Regions from separate parts of the Mus musculus genome. Here region 1 is linked to region 2. A link is a loop called in an ENCODE intact Hi-C map of the cell type or tissue named here. Cell type or tissue: gastrocnemius. All regions are shown on one strand. Links, peaks and the distances in the headings refer to the core of each region. The heading gives the core; the rest is flanking DNA.

Evidence for each region. A loop is a pair of places that touch in the nucleus more often than their neighbours do. Peaks named below come from ENCODE experiments on the same cell type or tissue, not always from the same donor. Only the 100,000 strongest peaks of a DNase experiment are listed, where the experiment ranks them.
Region 1: it touches region 2 in a loop (2.5-fold over the local background); 2 of 42 quality-filtered maps call a loop at or near these places.

The regions. Positions count from the first base shown.
Region 1 is chr3:27,613,593-27,617,684 of GRCm38, reverse strand. All of the region lies in intron 3 of Fndc3b (fibronectin type III domain containing 3B), which reads left to right. Among named protein-coding and RNA genes, the nearest start is that of Mir3092, 31 kb to the right of the region's middle. In gastrocnemius, for the core only: no CTCF peak of the experiment used is centred there; DNase peaks (open chromatin) are centred at 971, 1,413 and 1,987; H3K4me3 peaks cover 647 bases; H3K27ac peaks cover 884 bases.
Region 2 is chr3:27,707,564-27,711,655 of GRCm38, reverse strand. It overlaps Fndc3b (fibronectin type III domain containing 3B), which reads left to right and starts at 1,204. Exons shown (of 26, transcript NM_173182.3): 1 at 1,204-1,310. In gastrocnemius, for the core only: a CTCF peak has its summit at 1,592; DNase peaks (open chromatin) are centred at 1,193, 1,494, 1,831, 2,386 and 1 more place; H3K4me3 peaks cover 2,500 bases; H3K27ac peaks cover 2,500 bases.

The DNA of each region.
Region 1 (4,092 bases), core at 634-3,133, 94 kb after region 2:
GGACAGTTTCCCTTCACGTGTGTGTGTATGTTTGTGTGCTTGCATGTTCACATGGGTGCTAGTAGATATCTGTGGCTGTGTGTGACCATGTGTGCAGACCCAGGCGATGGGACAAGCTTGGGTATCATTCTGCAGGTCTCCCCACCTTTTCCTGGGGCTTGCCTAGGCGAGGCTGTCTTTCCAGTGGCCCTGCTATCTACAGTCTCTTTCCCCACCCCCCAGCACTGGAATTACATGTGTGTCCTACCTTGCCTCAGTTTTCAATGTAGATTCTGGGACTGAGCAGACGCCTCCTTGCTTGCTAGTGAGAAAAGGTTAGAACTGCTTGCTGGCCCTTTCTGAAAACTCTGAAATCATCCTGAGGTCAGCCTCTTGTTTACACTTTAGCTGATTTGCCACATAACTTCCTCTGTGCATCATTATGGCATAACTGAAAAAAGAAACTCTGTATGACATCATTAAACAGCAGCTTGGAAGCCGAGCACAGATTAATGTTGAAGAATATGGTTGCTTAGGGGGGAAAAGATTTTGTTTTTATGGGAATGTCCTTGGTGATAACGAAGGAAGAAAAACACAGGAAACATACAACACGCTGTGAAAGCAGATTCAATTCTGATGGAATATTTCTCAATACTTTCCGTGAACTATGAATCATAAGTGTTGGAGGGGGCCACCAAAGGGCACAGCATTCTGTCCCTCGGAGACCGCACTGTACCCATTACACCAGAAACCGAAGAGTTTTTCTTCTTTGGCCAGACAAAATTGTATAACAGCTGTCAGAGGAAAGGGCCTCAGTGATCAGTGTGAATTCTGGCCTTGGCGTCCAGGCAGGAATTAATACAGGGCAGTGTGGATCTCGTTCTCTTCGTGTCCCCGGCTGAGCCGAGGCGCTGGCAGGTAGCCTTCCTTCCTGTCCACACATGCCATCTCTTTATCTGGGCCATTTCTCTGCTCTCCGCAGAAGCCTTCTGCCAAAACAAACACTCCACTTCCTGGAAAGCCTTAGGTCTGTCTGTTCCTAGAGCCAGCCTTCTGGGCCGCTGCCAGTCGTCCACCTTGACTTTGCTCTGGGCTAGCGAGGAGCAGGTAGAGGGGGCACAGCATAGGCTGGTAATGGAAGCCAGGCTTTCCCTAGCCCTTAGATTAGACTAGGACGTCAGCAGAGACAGGAAACTGCTCTACTCCACCCTGCTCCCAGCCGGGGCAGCATGGTTACTGAGTGGACTCCTGGCTAGTTTGTGCTATGCCAAGTGTGAGTCCTTTACATTTGACTGTTTTAGTGAGAGTGTAATTACCTTGTGTGAACCTGCTTTCCACTCCCCGGAATGTTAAATCACACTAATACTCAAAGCCAGTTGGTTGTTCTAGAGAAACACTTAGTCACTTCGTCCTCTTCCTGACTTGCTCCTGTGCACATCCATTCTCCTCCCTCCTGCTCCCTCCCTCTCCCTCCCCCTCCCCAACCACTGGGGGATTCAGGCTTGAACCTAGTGTTTTATACAAGCACTCTGCCATTGACCAACATTCCCAGTGAAGCATCTTTAAATTTTGAAGGACTGTTATAATGACCCTCATTTCATGATGAATTTTTCATGTTTTGAGCCCTGAAAAAAAAGGCAGGTGATTATCATGACAGTTTGAGCAAAACCAGATTGAATTGCCTAGAAAGCATCGTTATTGCACTATTGCACTAAACACACCGTCTAAAGGCGCTCCACTGCTAATGATTGTGTCCAGAACAATTTTATTCTCTTTTCACAATGACATTATTTTGCTAACTTGTGTTAAGTGGCTCAAGACCTTGAAGTGACAGCAGCCTGTGGAGGGAAACAGAAGTGACCATAGAACCACACAGATACTGAAGCTCAGAGTCCCTTACAGCGAGCAACTATCCTTCTCCCTTGTTTTTTCTTCCTCAGCCCTCCCTCGCTCTGTCATTCTCCTCCAGCAGAGTGTGGGAATGGTGTCATTGGCGGACACTGTGCGCCATGACTCTGAATGACACCATTGAGCAGGATTCACGTTGGATTTCCTCATTTGTCCCCTCCCCCAGGCCGTGGCTCAGCCTGCAGAACCTACTGTTTCTTCCAAAGCATTTGTCCTTTCAGAGTATTTGTTAGGTGAAGCACTGGCTGCCATCTCTTTTCAACAACTCCATGGCAGGTTTCAGGGAACTAAGATTGCCCCTTGCAGTGAACGGCATCGTAACTGGGGTTCACAGGCTGAGGGAGGGAGACTATAATTTCAACTTCCTCAATGTAAACTGGACATTAACAAGAAATTGTTCTCTGACAAACTTAAAACCTGGCAGAGAGACCCCTCTTCCCCCTTAGTGTTTCAGAAGCAAACTCTGCCTGGGCCCAAGTGAAGCCAAATTTGGACAGGGTTAAAACCATTAGGTGGTGCACTGGCTGGTTCTGTGTCAACTTGACACAGCTGGAGTTATCACAGAGAAAGGAGCTTCATTTGAGGAAATGCCTCCATGAGATCCAACTGTAAGGCATTTTCTCAATTAGTGATCAAGGGAGAAAGGTCCCTTGTGGGTGGGACCATCTCTGGGCTGGTAGTCTTGGTTCTGTAAGAGAGCAGGCTGAGCAAGCCAGGGGAAGCAAGCCAGTAAAGAACATCCCTCCATGGCTTCTGCATCAGCTCCTGCTTCCTGACCTGCTTGAGTTTTAGTCCTGACTTCCTTGGTGATGAACAGCAGTATGGAAGTGTAAGCTGAATAAACCCTTTCCTCCCCAACTGCTTCTTGGTCATGATGTTTGTGCAGGAAGAGAAACCCTGACTAAGACAGGTGGTTTGACAGTGAAGTTACTGGAGTCTGAATTGACTTTGTAGTTTTTACTTATCTCATTGTGTTGAGTATGGAATCGACTACTTGACTGTTTTCCATTATTTGGGAACTATCGGTTAAACATGATTCTTTCTACCCAGCGTTAGGATATGGGGGCTCATTTTTCTATACAAGAAGTTGCTTTGGGCCTTTGTAAGATATTTCTAATCAGCTGAAGTGATTCTGTGGCTTGAAAATCTCAGCATTGAAACAGGCAGTTATTTTGCCCAGGCTAGCCCCATGCCTTGACATTTTTCTGAATGACCCAGAGCTGTTGTGAGAATTTCATTCCACCAGGGAGACTCGAAGCCAAAAGGAACCTAGCTTTTAGAGAATCTGGACTATGCTGGGTCTCAAGACACATGCCTCACGCGAACTAGGTAAATATTCTACCATTCAGCTGGATCTTCACAGCTCACAGGACTTCCGTGGTAGCGTCCCACCAAATGATTTTGTTTGTGTATGTGTGTTTGCTTTTCTAGTTTCTTTTGAACTTCTCCCTTCTTAGATTTGTATGGCTTCATGAAATAGGGAAGAAGGACTTAAGTGTTGAAGTATGCCGCGGCCCTGAGACGCTTTTTCTCCAACCATGGACTGAAGGATGCATAGCTGTTTGTGTTCCACCTGTCCCCCACGTGCTAACCCGATTGAGCTCTCCTGCCGAGCAAGCTGCTTACTGCCGTGCAGCTGAAAATTCACTAGCAGAGTCTTTTCCTCGAGGCCGGTAGACACTGAGGCACGGATTGTCTAGTCCAGTGTACAGGTTGGGAGACGGGAGAGGCATGGTTGTTGTGCACATTGCCTTATCACATGGGGGCAGAGTGGCTCTGTCAGGGCTGGGTTCTGTCAGTGCCTGATATTTTCCCAGCAGATGCTCAGTCCCCTTCCAGGACAGATACCCAGTATGTACTGTTTTATCTTTTTATTTTTTTGGTTTTTCAAGACAGGGTTTCTCTGTAGTCCGGGCTGTCCCGGAATTCACTCTGTAGATCAGGCTGGCCTCGAACTCAGAAATCCACCTGCCTCTGCCTCCTGAGTGCTGGGATTAAAGGCGTACGCCACCACTCCCTGGCAGTATGTATTGTTTTAACCTGGGGCCAGTGATTGTAACTTTCTGATAGGACTGTGAAAGAATTCCTTATAAATGCTATTATCAGTGTCACGATTAGTGACATATCATCATCGTCAGCATCAGCATCATCATCTAGTCTTGCAAACACTGTTAATTGTATTCTTAAAGTAGCTGTGTGATTTAC
Region 2 (4,092 bases), core at 611-3,110:
GCAAAATGCTGTGGGAAGTTAAAAGAATAAAAAAAAAATCACTGAAAGATTCTTCTGGGAATTACAATTGGAAAAGGAAATATGTGTTATAAGTGAAAAATAACAAGTCAGCTTTAGTAATTACTGAGCAAATACTGCATTTGCAGTGATGATTCCAGAATCTCATTCAGAGTCTCCCAGTTCTCTTCAGCTCAGACAAGAGAAGCCCCGCTGTGTGTAGCCTGGCTTGGCTTATGGTAAAGGGAGGCCTCGCCGAGCTACCGCGAGCTTGCTCTTGTAGTTGCGCGTGTACTGGGAGGCTTACGGCAGTGGGCGGGGCCCGAATCCCCATGTGGTCCCGACATCATTGACATGGCGGAATCCCCCATCAAACCCTCCTGGTAGTTATTTGAGCAGCGGCGGCGGCCGGAGGAGGCGGCGGAGAGCAGCGGCGGGAGCGGCGCAGGGGACGGCGGGGATCCCGCGGGCGGCTGGCTGGGACGGCGTGGGCGACCCGGATTGCGGGCACCCGGAGCCCCGTTTCAGCCTGAGGGGAGGTAAGGCGTGCGGGAGCGGCGGCGGGCTGCCGGGGGACGTGCCACCCACAGTCGCTCTCGGGTCCCTGCGCTTCGGAGCCCGGCCGGACTCCGAGTCTGCACGAGTGCGCTCCCGGCCCCGGAGCACTCGGGGATGCCCGAGGAAAACTTGGCTGCCGAGTCCCGGTCGCGCCCCGACCGCTCGGCTGCCCGAAGCTCCCGGCCGGGTAGGGGGCGACCCCTCCAGCCCCCGCTCGCTCGGGAAGAAAGCGGAGGATGCGGGGCTCGCAGTTCCCCTCCTCCCCGGGCCGTCGCTCCGAGGAATCCGCTCCCCCGCCCAGATCCCCGCGGCAGGACCGCTGCCTGGGAGGGGGAGGGCGCGCGGCCAGGCCGAGGAATCTTCGACGTGTCACTTTGGGAGGCTGTAGATTTCCATATGGTGGAGGGAGGAGGGCGTGCGTGCGCGCAGAGCTGGGATTCGGGGCTGCCTTGGCCCCCTTGGGGGTGCCGGGCTGTGACCCGGGACCCGGGATGCTCGCGGGGAGGGTCCCTGGGCGACCGGTCGCCCCCGCCCCCGCCGGGGCCTCTTGGGGACACTCCCCGCCCGCCTCTGGCCACCTCTGCGCGCCACGTCCTCCCTCCCCGTCCTGCCCCCTGGGCTCCCCCCGGGCTGGGGGCGGGAACCGGCGGCCGCGGCTGGACTCGGCGAGCCAGGCGGCTGCAGGCTCGGGCGGGGGAGCGGGGCGCGGCGGGAAGCAGAGGACGACCCGGTGCGTGTGGGCCAGCGGAGCGCGGGTCAGTCGGTCAGGCTCGAGGGGCGCCCCTGCCGGGGGTGGGGCGGCCGGGAGACCCAGCGGGTGGAATCCGCGCCCCGAGGCGGCGGGCGGGCTGGGCGGGCCGCGGGGACCGTCTGGTTCGGATGGCAGGCAGGAACGAGCTGCCGTGGGAAGGGCCTGTCAGTCCTCGCGGAAAGCGGGGCCCGGGGCCCGGGGCCGTGACCGCCTAGCGTCCCCAGCGCCCGGCCTGGGGAGCCTGGGGGACTCTGCGAGCGTCCCGGGAGACCTGGCTGGGCCGCCGGGCGGCGCCGCTGGCCGGGCGCCTTCCCGGAGAGAACGGCTGGGGTTGGAGATTTTTCGAATCTCGGCTCCCACCCGGCGATCCCAGACGAAGGAAGCACTGGCATTTTATCCAGACAGTGCGGATTGCAGACTTCCTTAAAAGTTACAACTTTTTATTTTCTTTTCTCTCAGGCCCAGCGTTTTCTTTAAACAAAATGTAGAATTTGGCCGCGATGAGGCTGACGCTGGGGCCAAAAATGCACACGTTTATCTCCATCCCGGCTAGTCCCCCTCCCCCTCTTCCCTCCCAGGCTTAATCATATTTTGGAACTGGCGAGGGCTTTTGTTGGGTGGGCACCCTTGATTGCTTGTCTGTTTATTTTTTAATGTGCAACTAATTTGATTTGAATTTCCTCCAGTTTCCAGGCCTTACTAGGAGAAGCTAGGGGAGAGGGAATGTGCCATTTTTTTTTCTTTTTTTTATAAATGTGGCAAGAGGTGGGGCATTGGGAAAGGGGAGGCACCCTGGTTGTGGCAGAGAGTTAGTAGGAGCAGACAGACCCGGAAGAAAAGGAATCCATTCTGGAATAACATTCTTTTTTAAAACAACAACAAAACAGTACAAAAGAAAGTCAGGTTTTGAGCAAAATTTCACTGCTCTGTTCAGATTTGAGTGCGTGGCGCTCCCGCATCTCCAAGTATCGGCTGGGACCCTGGGAACTTGAGTTATGCCACACAGCGCATGCATGCATAGCAACTCTGACCTGGTTTTGTGACTGGTGTGGGGGCTGTTGGTTCGCTCCTCGTTGGAGGCTGACTGTGGATGCAGTAAAGACTGGGTTCAGTAAATTTCCTGGCTCCCTGGGAGCAGCTGTTGAAGAGGGTAAAGTCCCTGGACATGCTTCTGGCCAGGAGGGCCAACCGGAGTTCATGCTTACCGAGACGCGAGATACGCGGCAGCCTGGCTAAAAGTGAGGCCTCGTTGATTATTGTTTTAAAAAGTTGCTCTCTTAGTATTGTCCTTAAACTTGCATGTGCTTTTCAAGCATTTTATTTTGATGCTTATGAGAAAAAGCGTTTGTGTGACAAGATCGTGTTCCTTTAGCATCTGTTAGCACTGTCGAGATCTTGTAGGGTGGGGGCTGGTAGCATCTAATGACAGTATATACAGTTCCAGAAAGACATTTTGGTAATCTTTTAAGACCCTTTAAAAATAGCTGTGATCAGAGCCTGGGATGTTTGGAGGAGCCCGTCTTCTGTCTTCTGGGGCTTCTAAAGGAATGCAGAGCGTGAGCACCAGCACCTCTCCTGGTTGTTTGTTACACTGGCATTTGTGCCCGTTCTGCCCAACTCTTAAAATTCTCATGATCCACCCGGAAGGGTCACTCACACTTAATTGCTTGTAAGGAAAGTTTTTTTGGGCATTGTATTTTGAGACAGGCTTGGGCTGGCCTCTCCAAGCTTGACCTCCTGCCTCAGCCTCCTGGATGTTGGGTGACAGGTATGAACCACATGCCTGTTAGAGCTTGTACTAATAGTATATTCCTTCTTAGATAAACATGTTTTCTGCCTTTTATACATTACTCGATTAAGTTTTGAATATTTTGATTTCAGTTGTAGTAAATGTACGTTTTATAAACAAGGGCGTCTAAGTTCACAGAAATCAAGGTACCAGTAATTCAGAACATGGCTCAGTGGTTTCTCCAGGGATAGAATGGTTCTGTCTAGATTGTCCTCCTGTAGCCAGGAGGCACATGTAATCGAGCGTTTCAAATGTGGCTCCGTGACTCAAGAATTGTTGTTTGAATTTTCCTTTTTTCCAAATTATTTTAAACTTAAATTTGAAACATAGAACTTTTAGACTCCCAAGTCTATTGACCTTCAACTGAGCCATATTGCTTTTTGAATCACCAAGTTAAGTGTATTTCTTTACAATCAGAAGATGTTTTAAGTCTACTTTTTACACACACATACACACACACACACACACACACACACACACACACATTTGGGTTTGAGCCCATGGCCTTGTGTACACTGGAGGCACATATTCTACTACAGTGCTAGAGCCTCAGCTAGCTCTTGAATTCCTATTCTAAGTAGACTTTGAAGTCTGGGGTAGGTGTGCCTCAGTCTGCTTCTCCAAACAGAGTGGAAAGTTAGCTACTTACAGCTTAAGGTGCGCATTTGTCAGTCAGCACTGATGAGCAGACCTGTAGCTTAGAAGTTTAGTTGGAATAGGTATATGTAGGAATTGCTGGTAAAGGAGCTGATTTGTACAGCCATTTCAGTGTAATAAAGTAGCATAGCTGGGCATGGTGGCTTGCACCTATAATCCTGGCATCTAAGAGGCAGAGGTGGGAAGATCAAGAGATGCTAGCCTGGCTTACACTCCAGGTCAGTTTGTCTACTCGGTCTCCTTTCCCCCAAAAGTGTAAATATTAGAATGCAAGAAGAAAGGCATTCATAGAATTGGAAGAAACAAAAAATCACACCTCTGGCATCCACATCACCTGCTC